Linked DNA regions of Mus musculus: region 2 is linked to region 1. Evidence: chromatin loops called from intact Hi-C (ENCODE). Cell type or tissue: left cerebral cortex. All regions are shown on one strand.

Region 1 (8,000 bases):
CAAAAAGTAAGGAGCAAAATAATCAACTTTTTTTAAAGCCGTTAAGCTTTAGTCGCCTTTCTTAAACTTCCCAATTGCAACAATAGAGCTAACAAAGTATCAAATCAAACCTAAAGATTTCCGGCAAAGAAGAAAAGGTCTAATGAATGCAACATCTACCATAGACACTCCAAGTTTGAGAGTCCCAGCTAACAAAAAAACCTCCTCCTACCATTCCAATCACACTTTGGTCAGGAAATATAAACTGAAGTAGACAGACTGAGACTCCAGCCTTTGTTCAATAGCTTACCATGGGTAACTAAATGTGCTACAGGTTGATAAGCATTTACCAGGCGTATGCACGCTATTTCAAAGCTAGAGAAGGGGACAAAAATTCTACATGCAAATAATCTGTGATCATTTTTATTAACTACTGAGCTACATACTCCAAAGGAGAGGCCTATTCTTCTCTGATACTATTTATTTCCCTGTTTACCTCTCCTCCCTCCCCCAAACCTCCCCCGGCTCACTTTCTCCTCCCACCCTGTCCCGCCATCTTGGGCGGACAGAAGCAGCCATTACTTAACTAAATGACAGTACCAACAACTTTGCACACAAATAAACAAGAGACTACACCCAGAATCCTCCCCAACTGCTCCTGACAGACTCACAGGAAACCAAGCTCCAGAAAACGCACTCATACAACTGTGGTAGATCTTTGGCAGAAAGATCCAAAAAGTAAACAAATCACCTAACTTCAGGTAAAGCACACACCGATGATGATACAAGTCAATAACCCCATGCAAACTCTTTACGGACCTAAACTACGTGCAACTTCCCCCTTCAGGGAGCAGAGACAAGAAGCCATCCCGAAATGTTTGACTAAAGCAGGCATCAGGAACAGACTGCCTAAAGAGCCTTAATAACCAGGGAAGATAACGAGCGGGGGATTTAAGGAAATCTACAGCTGTTTACGAACTCATGACCCTCCCTAGGCACCTCAGAGATCATCCGCCTAGCCTCCAAGGGCGGTAAAATCGTAGTCAATTTGGAAGCCCCACATGAGCTTGGCCCCAAAAGCGCCACTGCCTCTGTCCTCTGGCTCCAAGAGAAGTGATCTCTCAAGAGAGCAAGCGAGGTATCAGGGGGTGGAGGGGAGCGCAGTAGCAGGAAATAGTTTTCCGGAAGCCCCTCGGCCGTCTTTCGAGGCCACAATGAGTGGTGACCCGGCCCCGGTGCCCCAGGCGAGCGCGCCTCTGGCTCGAGAGACCGCGTCCGCGCTCCGGCCCGCGGTTTGCCTTACCTTGCCCAGCAGGGCCTTCATCCTGGCGCCATCTTCATGAAACCTCACGAACCCGAAAAGGCGGCTGCGGAGAAAGACACACGCCGCTCGTTAGTGCCCCGGCATCGGCGCCGACCCGTCCGTGCCAAAGCCCGAGGCCCGGGCGTCAGCGGAGCCGAGAGCGCCAAGCCGAGGTGCCCGCCCCACGGCCGCCACAGGCTAGCCGCGCTCCGGCCTCCTCGGAGAGTGGCGCCAGCCTGTCCCGAGCCGCCCGGGCGAGTGCCCGCTCCCCGTACCTGTCCAGTCCGCCGAGCGCCTCCCTCTCCTCCGCTGTCAGGCTGGGGGACGCCTCCTCGCTCTCGCCGCTCGCTTTTCCCGCCGCCATTTTCTTTTCCTCATCACCGAAAGCGGCGGCGGCGGCGGCGGCGGCGGCGGTAGCGAGCGACACTCCGCAGGATTTCATGGAAACGCAGCGAATTCACAACTCCAACGCCGACACCCCCCCTCTCCGGGCCGGAGCCCGCAAGGACGCCTCCAATCTCCGCACAAGACCGGCACACCAACTTTATTTCTGCCTCCTCCTCTGCCGCGAGAGGCGGCAGCGAAAAATCCTAACGCGGTAGAGGTGAAGGCAGAGGCAGCAGAGGCTGTGGAACCACTGGGTCCGGAGCGGCGACGGCTCGGCTGTAGGGTCACATCGCGGGGATGGGAAGGGGGCAGCCACAGGCAGGGTCGGCGGGAATGGCCGGAGCGCGCGAGGAGCGGGAGCTCTGGGGGGGATTCGTAGGAGACACAAACTTCCCCGGCACCAGCACAAAGTTGTTGTAATTGTGTCACACAGCGAACCCCACGCCGCTGCCGTGACCCCCCCCTCACAGCCCGCTCGGCGCAGCCAACCAGAGCAGCCCCTCGCCTCACGTGACCTTTGTTGACTCGCGTCAGTCGTGGCTCCACTTAACTTGCTAGCTGCTTTAGCCCCGCCCACCGAGGCCGCCACAGATCCGAGAGCGGGATGCTCGCCAGTTCTGGTCGGTGGTTGGCTGATAGGCACGTCTGTCCGGAGTAGGGTTGTCACCCAGTGGGAGCAGCCGGTTAGGTTGTGCTACTTAAATACACAGGCAGAGAATGGAGGGGTCCAGGCTGTGTCCCTTCGGGAGCCGTGGTGGGATCGGGGGGGGGAGGGGAGTGCTCAGTCTGGGCGAGGTCCGGCACCGCCTGTAGCGAGCGCCAACGAGAAAGCCTAGGACAGCCTCTGGCTGCCCGGAAGCCCTAGGGTGGGCCAAGACTGTGATTTCGGTGGTCCTGCTAGCGCTCGCGCACTCCGGGAATATCGATCCCGACAGGGCTGGACACCAGCTGAGTCGCGGGGAGGGAACACTCGGCCCCAGACCTCTGCCCTCGGAAGAAGGCGCACTGCTAGAAATAATAGCCTCCACGAGGAGTGCGCCAGAGGAGCAGCAGCCGGCTTCATACCCTGCAGCCTGGGCGCCGCCCTAGACAAGGCCACGCGAAGCCCCATACCCTTTCAAAAGGGGAAGGGGAAAACGTCTCCCGACCCCCGCCCACTCACCCCAGGCAGGGAGGAATGAAGAGTCAGTCGCCTGCAGGGGGTCTGGCGCGCTGGCTCCCGCACCCCACCGCCAAAGGTCTGTCTGTTGGCAGCACTTTCGGGCCAGATATTCCTGCTGCTTGCATATACCCTACGCCCTAGCAGTAATTCGTTATACTATAAAGAAAAAAACAGAAACAGTGAAATTTGTCGAGGGGGATTTCAGAATGTTGGGTTCTGTTGCTGTCATCTCAGTGGGTACTCCATGGAAGAGTAGGAGCTGTATGTGAACTGGCCTTAGAGAAATAGAATCCTCAACACAGCTTCCTGCCAGCCTTTTTCTGCTTCCACTACATAGGAAACCCTTAGCAGTAACATTTGCTTGTTCTGTCCCTCAGGTACAAATAAGTCTGGTGTTTGACCCATAGTATAATCAGGAGATAGACCAAACTTTCCATCGACTATTTTGAAAAGGCAGATATAATGTGATGTATCTCATCACACCTCCAGTCTTTGGGATAGAAAATATTAGTAAATGGACTATATGAAGAAAAGATCCGTTTATAAACCAAGCTTTATATGTTTTATATAAGTTTACACCTGTAATCAATAGGGTATATTTAAATTTAGATTTCAGAATATATAAGTGCTGAGTCAGTAAATCCTAGCTGTGTTCTTCAATGAGAGACTATAAAAGTCCCAACTAATTTTGCAGACAGACAGAGCTTTAAATTGTTGCCTGGAGACTAGTAACTAGATGAATAAACTAGTTTTGTATGGATTATATTTCGTGTTTAATTACACTTTTACAAAACATGTTCTATGGTGTTCTATTTTACTTGACTGAGTGAGTACCAGAGACTGAATATTTTCTATAGCTAAATTAACATACGAATTGTTAAATGTCACAAATGGTGACCTTCAAAACCTGGGAGATTTTTGGCCCCACTACCACATGGACACTTGCACAAACAGAAATCAAACCTGTCAGTATTTGGCCACGTCCCCAAAGTTACTGGTTCCTGATTTAGTCCCTTTCCAAGAATGATATAAGCAACCCATGTCTGAGTGCCTTCCTGCCCTTTAATAATAAGGTTAGAGTTTTAGAAATAAAGTGATAGGGAGGGGTTGGAGTCTAGCTAGCACAGCTGGGTTCTGATCCTTGTGCAAGCTCTGTGACCTCTAAACCAAAGCTGTTGTTTTTGATGTGGAGTAATTCTAGTTTATTGGGGCACAGGTTTTATGAAACAGGGTATTGCTCTGTAGCCCAGGCTGGCCTCTGTGTTCTCCTGCCTCAGACTCCTCAGTTCTGGGATAATAGACACGTACAATCATGCCTGGCCAAACCAGGCCAACTACAAGGATTTATCCTCCATCAAACATGCAGTGTCCATATAAAATAAGTCTTACATGTCTATGTAATTTTTTTGGCATTTACATAGTTTAGCTGTCAAATGTATGTGAAATAAGCATGGAGCCTTTCTCAGTCACTGTCAAAATTAATGCAATTTTAAATTTATGACATACAAAAATGGAAAAATTTTGTTTTATAATAATTATTACTATGGCAGGGCAGTGGTGGCACATGCCTTTAATGCCAGCACTTGGGAGGCAGAGGCAGGTGGATCTATGAGTTCAAGGCCAGCTTGGACTACAGAGTGAGTTCTAGGACAGCCAGGGCTACACAGGGAAACCGTATGTCAATAATAATAATAATAATAATAATAATAATAACTATGAAAAAAAACCTGGGCTGATTTAGCTCAGTTGGTAGAGTGCTAGGTTGAAGGTCATGCTAGGCTACAAAGAAGGGCATTAAAATGTAGAAGGCAAAGTGATATAAAAATAGGAGCCTGGTTTGTGTTACATCATACAAATCTAATCTCTACCACTTTATGGTGGGGCAACCAACCTTAGTCCCTCAAAATATTTGCCAGATTCCAAAACTGATTCCTGCAAGTTGTCTTCTGACCTTCACAGGCTTACCATGACACAAACACAAGCGCATGTGCACACACACACACACACAAAGTATAAAAGAAACCACTTAATGACATTTTATAGATTAGATGCTATGGTCAGCATGGGTGCTCACACCTTTAATCCCAGCAATCAAGAGGCAGAGGCAGATGGATCTCTGAGTCTGAAGCCAGCTTAGGCTACACAAAGAAACCCTGTCTTGAAAACAAACACAGAGAGATTAGATATTATAAGATAAACAAAGTACTAAATGTGTAATACAGAATTCAAAGTCTTATTAAGACTCAGGGTGTGTTTAGCATACTCAGGGCCTTTCAATCTCCAGCATCAAACAAAAAAATAAATTTTATAATTTTGATATTTGAGATCTTTTCTTGCTTTCACCTATGTGGTCTAAATTGTTTGTTACTACATTACACTAAGAATCACTTCCTCCTAGTTTTCACCCTCCCCATAAGCCCAACCACAAGCAATCCTAATTCATTTTATGTTTAGGTATATATCTACAGCATTGGTATACCTCTCATTTATTCGAAAATGAAAAAAATTACACCAAATCTAGATTTTTTTTTTATGGTTATAACAACACAATAGAAACTGGAGAGCCACCGGGTGTGGTGGCACGTGCCTTTAATCCCAGCACTCCGGAGGCAGAGGCAGGCAGATTTCTGAGTTCGAGGCCAGCCTGGTCTACAAAGTGAGTTCCAGGACAGCCAGGGCTATACAGAGAAACCCAGTCTTGAAAAACCAAAAAAAAAAAAAAAAAAAAAAAAAACCTGGAGAAAATTTAATCTGAATTTGCCAACCTATAAAACTTGCATGGGTAAATCAATATTTTAAAACGATATAAAAGTTTATGGACTACTTCATGTATATTTGAAGCAGTATTACACATGGTGTAAGTTCCATCAATATAAAACCAGTTACAAGAGAATAAATTTAACCTATTTTAAACAACCAAATACTTAACCTAAAGCATTTAAGCATTTAGAAAAATATAGTCCCTGTCTCAAGAAAAAAAGAAAGAAAGAAAGAAAGAAAGAAAGAAAGAAAGAAAGGAAGAAAAATATAGTTAATTTTTAATGTTAGTACTATAGAACCTATACAAATAATAGAAACTCACATTAACAGGCATGTTTCATCTAGTCTAAATAAGGCTATCTTTGCTTATCATCCCAGCATTTGGGAGCCAGAAATGGTGGTATGGTCAGTAGTTAAAGATCAGCCTGGGGTACATAAGATCCTATCCCCCAAAAAACTACAACAAAAAAATAGTCATTTAAGTCAAGATCAAAAGTAAGTTCAAGAAATTTCACCAGTTATTCTCATAATAATCCTAAAGATTACCCAATGGTGACAACATTGCTCAGTGAGTAAAGGAGCTTGATATTACCTGAGTGATCTCTGAAACTCACAGGCAGAAGGAGAGAACCAACTCCTAGAAGTTGTCCTCTGAACTATACACACACACACATACACACAAACACACACACACAATAGGTGAATAAATATATACAAAACAGTATTTTCTAAAAATGATTAGCTGAATATATATATATGCATATATATATATATATATATATATATATATATAAAACAATATTTTCTAGAATAGATTATCCAACTGATGGCAGAATGAAAAATGGGCTAAGGTTATACTGACATAAGGAACCACTATAAATCTTCAGTTGTAAGAATGGATTGGTAACTTCTGCTTTACCTTATTAGGCTTAATATACACCCACCCAACTCAGCTTTTATGAAGGGTCATTTGCTTTCCCCTGAATTAATGTCAGAGAAGATCTAGTGGCAAGTCAGGATTTTCACTACTTCTACAACCCCCAGTTTGTCAGTGGAAGCAATATGGGCGACCAATAATTTCTTTCTTTTTTTTTTTAAGATTTATTTATTTCATTTATATGAGTGCACTGTAGCTGTCTTCAGACACACCAGAAGAGAGCATCAGATCCCATTACAGATGATTATGAGCCACCATGTGGTTGCTGGGAATTGAACACAGGACCTGTGGAAGAGCAAACAGCCAGTGTGCTCTTAACTGCTGAGCCATCTCTCCAGCCCCAATACCTATTCCCATCCTCATGAAGCAATGACCAGAAGACACTGCCTCTCCAATCATTGTCATTAAAAACTGGGGAACCAACTTCAACCAACATAGGGCATGAAGGAGACAGGGCCTCTACCCAACACTAGTGCAAGCAGAGGTTCACTATAAAAGGAAAGATTTATACAAGATCCTTAGTCACAAAAGGTTCAGGTTTCAATTTTTCAAACTCAGGTTAATCTTAAGTGAGAAAGTGAGAAAATGTGATCAATAAATGCAAACAGTAAGACAGTTTAGATATTTGAATTATCTGCCAAAGATTTTGAAGCAGTCGTCATAAGATGCTTTAAATAACCTATTATAAACCCACTTGAAATAATGAAAAACTAGGAAGTATCAGCAGAGAAAGAAGCTTCAGGGAAAGAAAAAGAATTGTTGTTCCCCCAGCTAAAGCAGGGAACATACTGAATTGGGGGGATAGGCTAGGTGTCCCATAATTTACATTTATACAAAATAAAGGAGCATACATTTGGCCTAAAACAGAAAAATAATCCCACACAAATTGACAATCCAACAAAGGCTAGTAAGGATTTTTTTTTTTTTTAGAAGAAACATCTTTGTTAACCTAGATAAAGGAAGTCACATAGTGAATGGAAATTAAAATGGTAGGAGCTGGGCTGTAAGGGAAAGAGTTTCATGCGGACCAGAAACAGTACGAACACCTAAAATTATGGAAATTATGATTACTTCAAAAAGTTGAGAATCAGGCCTGGGGCTCAGTAGTTAAGAGCATTTGCTGTTCTTCCGCAGGACCTGAGTTCAATTTCTGGCATCCATATTGTGGCTCACAACCATCTGTAACTTTAGTTCTGGAAAATTCAATGCATTTTTCTGGCCTCTGTGCCTGCACACATGTTATGCACAGGAAAAAAACCCATATATACTAAAATAGTAATAATTTTTAAAATGTTTTTAAAAAGAAGTTGAAAATAGCTATGGCCAAGACAAGGAAGAATATAAATGAAGTTGGAAGATGAAGCAATACTGTGACTCTACAGTGACAGGCTAAAGTATCACATGAAAAGTTATATGAAACTATTAAAATAACTTATGCTAAGAAATAATAACTATCACCATTGAGTTATTGG
Region 2 (8,000 bases), 1.3 Mb after region 1:
ATAATACAGGGGTCTTCATGTATTATTGAGTAGCGGTACACATCTTTAATTCAAGCACCCAGGAGGCAGAGGCAAATGAATCTCTGTGAGTTCAAGTCCAGCCTGGTGTATAAAGAGTTCCAGGACAGCCTGAAGCAGTTGGGTCTCTGTGAGCTCAAGGCCAGCCTAGTCTACAGAGTGAGTTCCAGGAGAGCCAGTGCTACATAGTCCCAGAGAACAAAACAAAGTTACAATAAATAATAAATATTTCTGTCTTATACACTGATTACATTCCAAAGTCATTATATTTTACCTCCTTCACTACATCGTCTCTGAGATGATGCTGTGCATACTGGGTATAATTTATTTGATAAATGAGGATTATCAATGGGCCAGAAAATTAAAATGAAAAACAACAGGCCCAGACTTGTTACTTATAACTGTGGTGACCAAAAGGAGCTATCTAAGATAGGACCTACTTTTTCCTCTGACCTTTAGCTTTTTAATTTGCTTTTGTTGCTGGGCATTTAACTCTGAGCCTTGGCATGCCAGCTACCAGCCCCTTGTTGCCCCAATCCTTATGTTTTAACTGAGTACATGGTAGATGCTCAATACATAAATATATGTGTTGAATAAATGTTTGCTGAAAGAAACAGGGAAAGAACACTTGCCTATTTCAGGACTGAAAACAGCTCAGGAGAGGATAGATATAGAAATACTGCCCTCCTTTGCCTCACAAGTAGGGCAAAATCAAGGTCGACCTTGGCACATGACACTTGTCTTAGCCTGTTGATGGAATCACTTGTGCAAAGCTAGAGCTTTTCTCTCTGCCAGGCAGAGGTCAGTCCTAGAGTGAGTTGATCCGTGGGCACAGCACCATCTCTCACCCAGGAGGCTTCATTATTATTTCAATGAGGATGACAGGTGGGGAAATCTGGGCACCAGTTGTTCTTTTCCACTGGTAGCGTTTGGAGGGTAACTCCAAACTGGGGCATGCTGGCCTACGTGCTTCTCCTGCAGCAAAGAGCTCTGCACTGGAGCCATGAGAACGTGGGCTCTGTCCTGTAGCCAAATTCAGGTCTCAGAGACCATACCAAAGCATAAAGCACAAAGGGTACACAGGACTACTGAGTTCTCTTGTTCAACTCATCATGGGCTGCCTGGCTGAGGACCTAAATCTTGATCATCAGCATTTGAGTTTGCTACACATGGCTTAAAAATAGAACAAATGAATTAATTTAGTTTTAAGAAAATGCTAGAAGCTCCCATAAATCTGATATATGCTAGCCTGGCAGAAAGCAAGGAATCCAGTGGTGATGTGAATTTTCTTAATTCCTTAATCCCCCCTTGTACATCCCTGCTCACAGTGCAGATACTGGTTTATATACACTACAGTTTGACTCAGTGGTCCTCCTTTCTTAATCTTTGTTTTTACAAACTCATCTTCAGCACAGCAGTGCTGGTTCATTCAATTTGTATAGTTAAAGCAAAACCAAAATGCAACACGAATCTCAGCTGTTGCTAACTGTTGTGGTGCAGGCCTGTAATTCCAGCATGCCTTGGGATTTCAAGTTGTCTACTTAGTGAGAGTCTGTCTCAAAAAAACAAACAAACAAATAAACAAACCATTGCTTGGCTGGAGAGATGTCTCAGTGATTGAGAACACTCATTGGCCTTGCAGAGGACCTAGATTCATTCCATTAGCAGAACCTACATTGTGCTTCATAATCATAAACAACTTCATTTCTAAGCCATTTGATGACTGATCTTCTCTAGCACCAAGCATACACTTTGCATAAAAATAAATAAATCTAAACAACAACTACTACTACTACTAAAACAAATCCTAGTGTTACATTGTAAAAAGCTCACCTTTGTGTTTTAAAGGTTTGATGAATTTTGAGTCTTATCATTGCTTGTATTGTTATTTCAGTGTTAATAGAAAAAAATGAAGAAAAATATCATGACTCATATGAGTGTAATGGAAGCAAACATCTTAATAGTAGTAATAAAGCAGTATGTTCTTTGTCATTTTTCTGTCACTAGAAATTTTTTCTATTTTTTTCTTTTATGTATATGGATATTTGGTCTACTTGTATGTCTGGGCACCACTGTGTGCTTGGTGCCCAGGGAGGTCAGAAGAGGGTATCAGATGTACTGAAACTGGAGTTACAGAAGGTAACTGAGCCTCCATGTGGGTGCTAGGAATGGAACCTGGGTCCTCTGGAAGGGCAGTGTTGGTAACCACTGAACCGCCTCTCCAGCCACCTTTTGTCTTTTATAACTAGTTGTGAGAACAATGTTTCATGTCAAAACTACAAAGCAGTTCACAGGACTCAGGATATAAGGTTCAGTCAGTAACATAGCTGCTGCTCAAACATGGGGACCCCTGTAAGTTTAGACCCCCAACACCTATATCAAAGCTCATGTCTATAACCCCAGCACAGAAGGTCTCCTGGTGTTCCATGGTAAGATGTGAAGTAAACAAAAGCTCACATCTTCAGCTCAGAAACTATTTCTAATTGATAACCTCTGTCAAATGAAAAATTAGTTTTCTCCAACAGTCTCACTAGGTATACACACCACACTTAACACAGGGCCCATTCCCAGCAATAGATGGCCAATTGAAAATGAATTGAACGGTATTTTTGGAGTTTGTTTTGTCTCACAAAGATTTATTTGAGCATGGTTTTTAGCCATTATGGCTTGTTTCCAAGTTTGTAGTTTTGCAAATGTGTATGTTTCTCCATCTATATGTGTTTCTTGTGCTTTTTCTGTGACTCTCCCCCCCCCATTTGTTTGTTTTATCTTATTCTGGTTTGTTTGTTTTTATTTTATCATTATTAGTTTTAAGATACTCGTTTGTTTTCTAATGAGAAAGAGCAAGAAAAGGTGTTTTGGGTGGGTGAGGAGGTGGGTAGGATCTTGGAGAAATTGGGGAAGGGAGACTGTATAATAATACATTTTATGAAAAAAAATCAACCTTCAGTAAGAAAAAAGGTTCTTCTGCAGCTTTTCCTCATTGGGATACTTGGGTACATGCTTGATCCATTTTAAGGAGAGGTCAATATGAGCATGTACATAAAGGAAAGTGGTGCAAGGCTACCTGTGAAAGGACTCTTCTAGTCTTATAAATTACCTGCTGGATATCGAGATGGAGATGGTAGTAGCCAAATCCATTGCTATTCAATGCTGCCATTTTGGAAGAGGGGGGACAGCAGATGCCATTGCTGTCAATTCTTTTATCCTATAGGTGAGGAAATGGACTGGAAGAATTTAAGTGATCCATGAAAGATGCCACAACTGATTAATGGTTGTGACTTAGTCCATGTGGGTCCTCTCACTATTGGTCCCTGCCCTTCCTGCAATTTATAGGACTTCCCAGAGACACAGACTCTCAGCCTTTGATATTGCCAGAGATGCTCCACTCTGAGCTGATTCTATTGCCACACCCTTTCCCACTCAGAATGGCCCACTCTACACGTGCAAGCTGGCTTATTGCAACTAAGTTAGTCTGAAGCCAGACACTATTACAGCAAAATGAATTGGCTTATACCACCTTGAACTTCTTATCTTGATCACAGCAATACTTTACCCTGTTTATTCAGACTGCTCATGATAGGAAGTTAAAGAAAAACTTGTACTATAAACAAAACAATCAAGCTTTGATCTGAATTTCTTTGAAATGTTTTCTTTAATTACTCTATTCTGTTGGTTTGGGATGTACCATTAGGTTCTCTCAATTTCCCCAAATGTTTGAAAATATTTTTTAATATTATGTGTTTTCTGGTATAATGAAAAGCATCAGTGAGGTAATTTTAGTAGATTCCTAAACTCAGGTCCTTTGACCAGGAGGTATGTTTAAAGGACAAAGCAAATTTTAGAAAAATGAGTCCAACACAATATCACTTTAACGATGTCTCTTCTCCAATGAACACATTTTCAAATTACAGTGTGGGCTTCAGCTACAAAGATTTTGTAGAAATGTGTGACTCTTGGGAAAAACTCATGCACTGCCTTAGCAACGCTGGAGGCCAGTGATCATAATTCGAGTTTAAGATGCAATTAGTCACTGATGTTGGGTGGCAAGGGCTTAAAACAAAAACAGGATGAGTCCTAGAGCACAGAAGTGGAAAATGAGGTGGGTGGGTATAGAATGGAAAATGTGCTCCCTCAGGCCATGGACTGTGTTCATTAGAACTGACCTGCCTTCTCTCTTGCTCTGGAAGCTGATGCTGATAGAAAAGCTTTGAGAGAATCTGAATAAACCCTCCTGCCCCACAAACCAAGGACAAAGATGAGACCACCCAATTTAGTTATCCTCTGGCCAGAACCACATATTTAATCTTGTCCATGGGCTCAAACTATTCTTGCTCCTAGGCACAGGGACTCAAGCAATTAAAGTGAACATATGTTTCCACTCAACCATCATGTCCATTTCTAAATGGTCATAAATATGTAGCATAAACACAAAGGTCAGGGGACATGAAATGGATGAAAGCATAAGCCAGTAAGGCTCCAGAAACCAATATTCGTCACCCCAAATGGCATGGAAATGTTTGACTTCATATCTCTTGTATTGCATCCATATTTCTTGGTATATATTTCTGGGTAAAATCATTTCTGATTTCATTCCAGCTGTGCAGCACATACTGCTGTGATCGGTTGCAAGTGAAAGAAGCAAGAGAAATTCCTGCATACAAAGGACAATGACAACCAGAAAGCGGCAGCCCTATCCTGCTCTGGCCTTGAAAGGGACTGGATCCTAGGAGGTGGCAGCATTTCCAATCTATTGTCCTCTGTCTCCCTCTGCTGTTTTTCTGGAGGAGTTTCCCTTTACAACAATGAGAAATCATGTACTAGCTGCATCCATTTCTATGCTCTCCCTGCTGGCCATAATGGGAGATACAGACAGCAAAACAGACAGTTCATTTCTGATGGACTCTCAACGCTGCATGAGACACCATTATGTCGATTCTATCAGTCACCCACTGTACAAATGTAGCTCAAAGGTAAGATCAAGGTCACTCCAAAGCCTTTGGAGGATACCCTTCTCCCTCATTAATACAAGAGCAGTCATAGTTCCTTGTCAGGGGATGGAGAGCTACGACCAGAGCCCAAACTGGAGCTCTATGACTGGCCTGCAGAACTTACAAGGGAATATTTCTTTAGAATTTTCTCACTATGCTTTCCACTTCTGTGTCTGTAATGGAACATGTGTGAGCTTATTCTGTTGTGGGTGTGTCTTACACCACTGGTTGGGAAATTCATGAGTGATAGTGTTCCTTTTTAATAAAGAAAAATAGGGGCTGGGAATAGGAAAAGTTGGGAAATTGAAAACCTCAGTTTAGATCCCTGGCATGGTGGTACACATCTCTAATCCCAAGACCAAGAAAGCAGAGACAAGAGAACCCATGGGAACATGCTCACTAGTCAGTCTAGCCCAAGTGACTCCAATAGTGAGCTCCAAGTTCAGTAAGAGACTGTCTTAAAAAGTAAGGGAGCAATAGAGAACCAAATCCTTAACCAACCTCTGACCTCCACAATCTGTGCACCATGTGCACATGTGCAGGAACATGCACACACCACATATGCAAAAAGAAGAAGACACAGAGCCTTTCAATTGTCATAATTCCCTTTACTTCCATCAACAACAAAAAGAATGGGGAATTTGTGGAGTATGATTGGACAATGGAGCATATTCTTGGAGGCTGTTCACACAGTTTTCTGAACTACCCCAGAACCATCTGGGTGGTCTAAACCTTCCTCCCTGTGTCACACTGATGTTAAAAATGACTTCACAACTAAAGATGGCAATTTGATCGCTTCTCATTTTATCTTGTTTAGCAGTTCCTACTTACTGGCAGTGGGTGGAGTGTTTCTTGCACAGGTCATCTGTGACTTGGTACTGTGAAGAGGTGTGCAAAGTAATAACATACTAACGGACCACCAAGGGTGGCTACCACATAGACCACCCAGAAGGGAGGCACAATGGAAGATGGAATGGGTCCTAAATGAGAGTTCTCATGACCATCATTGCCCCAGTCACATGTCTTAAATTTGTCCACACAGTAAATAAGACTTTGTTTAGTTCAACCTCAAACAATTTCCACTTTAGTCCTGAGACTAAAACAACAAAAACCATTTAAACATTCTCATATGTCAAACCTTTTTAAAATTAGCAATATAGTTAAGAATTTTACAAAATTCTATCAACCACTAGAATTAAGGTCATAGGAATCAATCTCTCCACTCTCCATTTCAAAGCATGCCTGCTTTTACATTTTCTATAATGTCTGTGGTTGTAGCCCAAGGAAGATCTTTAGTTTGAACGCTTCAAAAATTCAGTTAAATCAATTTCACCATTGTTCTAATAAGACCTAGGACTATGGGAAAAGAAATGGAGTTTTTTTTTTTTTCCTTCAAGAAAATGTCCTGGATCTTACTTATAGTTGAGGGACAAAACCAAAGAGAAATCATTAGACAAGGATAAATTCTGATGAAATTCCTTCTTGAAAATGGAGAAATTGAGCTGGAGTAGCCACCAAGGGGTAGGAGTGGGACAATCTTGCTTAGGTTTATTTTAGCACCACAGAAGCATAGAAAGCACTAATAACAACTGCAACAACAACAGCAACAAAGATAAGAGAAGCATCTTTATAACCACAATTGTTTAGATGTTGCTTCAGAAGCAGATGCCACAGCACTGATATCTAGTATTTAATTCATGTATGATTTCTTCCTTTGTTGAACTGTGCTTCATAATCATGTTTCTTTAGAGAAAGCGACAGACAGACAGACAGACACGGACACAGACACATACATGGACACGGAAACAGACACAGAAACAGACATAGACAGACAGACAGACAGACAGAGATGGGGGAATTCAAATTTAAAGAAAGCACCATTGTGATGAAAGGCAGGGTTATAGAAAATAGTAGAATAAATAAAAAATTGAAAGTGGAGAGCACTTGCCTAGTATGTGTGAGGTTCTAGGTTCCAAACCCAGAACCAAATAAATTAAAAAAAAATCTGGGAAGATAGGACAAAATGATGGAAGACCACCTTAGCATGTTAACCTCAGAGGGAAAGAGTCAAGGAAGAAATGTCCTTAACTAAATGTCATGAGGTTTGAGCATGACTTTTAGAAATGAATTTTAGTCAATTGTTATTCACCTTTGCTTCTTCCAGAGCACTACAGTAAATAACAGGGCAAAGATTGTGATGATAGAAGAAATGTTTCTAATTTCATGGGAACAATTTGTTTTCAGACATCCAAAATGACCCCAAATGTAGCAATGGTTTTATGTAAATGCTGCTTGTAATTATTAACCTTCCTTCCTTGGCCACAAAAAAAAAAAAGATGTGTCTGGCACAGCTTCAGCTACCAGACTCTTTCTGGATTAAATTTTCTGTATGTATTCAGGAAGAAAATTATTTCCATTTGGAAATATTCTATAGTTCTTAACTTTTCCAGACTCAGAATGGTAGTCTCTCTGATGATCCTGTTTTCCTTTAGAGATTGGGAGAGAAATGTTAGCCTATGTCCAGAAGGAAGAGGTCAGGGCAAATTTTATAGATTTACCAATATTTTTTCCTCAATATCATAAGCAAGAACATTATTTTCTGGACATATGACCATCCCTTCCCCTATCAGTTAATATTCTTGACATAGATTTGTCAAGTGGGTCTGGCCTCCTGACTACATGAAAGGCACACGTGGCCCAGGGAATGAAGCACACTGGCCCCAACACCTAATCAGTGTCAGTCACTTTACACCATATATTGTAATCATTACCGACACATTGGCCATGTAGGTGTTGTCATCCTCATGCTACAATGATGGAAACTCACAATCCACAAGAAAAGACAGATTAGGGTTCCTGATGCTCTGAGAAGGGCAATGTTATGCTTGGAGGCTTTGTTTTTCCACTGCCTGATTCCTCGTATTGAAAGAATGTATAAAGAACACAGAAACTATTGTATAGAATCCAGACGTAGCTATCTATAGTAGTCAT

Evidence for each region. A loop is a pair of places that touch in the nucleus more often than their neighbours do. Peaks named below come from ENCODE experiments on the same cell type or tissue, not always from the same donor. Only the 100,000 strongest peaks of a DNase experiment are listed, where the experiment ranks them.
Region 2: it touches region 1 in a loop (6-fold over the local background); 4 of 42 quality-filtered maps call a loop at or near these places.

Annotation. Positions count from the first base shown.
Region 1 is chrX:18,156,730-18,164,729 of GRCm38, reverse strand. Kdm6a (lysine (K)-specific demethylase 6A) reads right to left here and starts at 2,155. Exons shown (of 29, transcript NM_001310444.1): 1 at 1,558-2,155; 2 at 1,283-1,346. The coding sequence starts at 1,724. In left cerebral cortex, no CTCF peak of the experiment used is centred here; DNase peaks (open chromatin) are centred at 1,699, 2,244, 2,934, 3,093 and 4 more places; H3K4me3 peaks cover 3,310 bases; H3K27ac peaks cover 2,742 bases.
Region 2 is chrX:16,891,399-16,899,398 of GRCm38, reverse strand. Ndp (Norrie disease (pseudoglioma) (human)) reads left to right here. Exons shown (of 3, transcript NM_010883.3): 2 at 4,618-4,991. The coding sequence starts at 4,824. Among named protein-coding and RNA genes, the nearest start is that of Ndp, 16 kb to the left of the region's middle. In left cerebral cortex, a CTCF peak has its summit at 4,823 (motif pointing left); DNase peaks (open chromatin) are centred at 1,034, 4,021 and 4,785.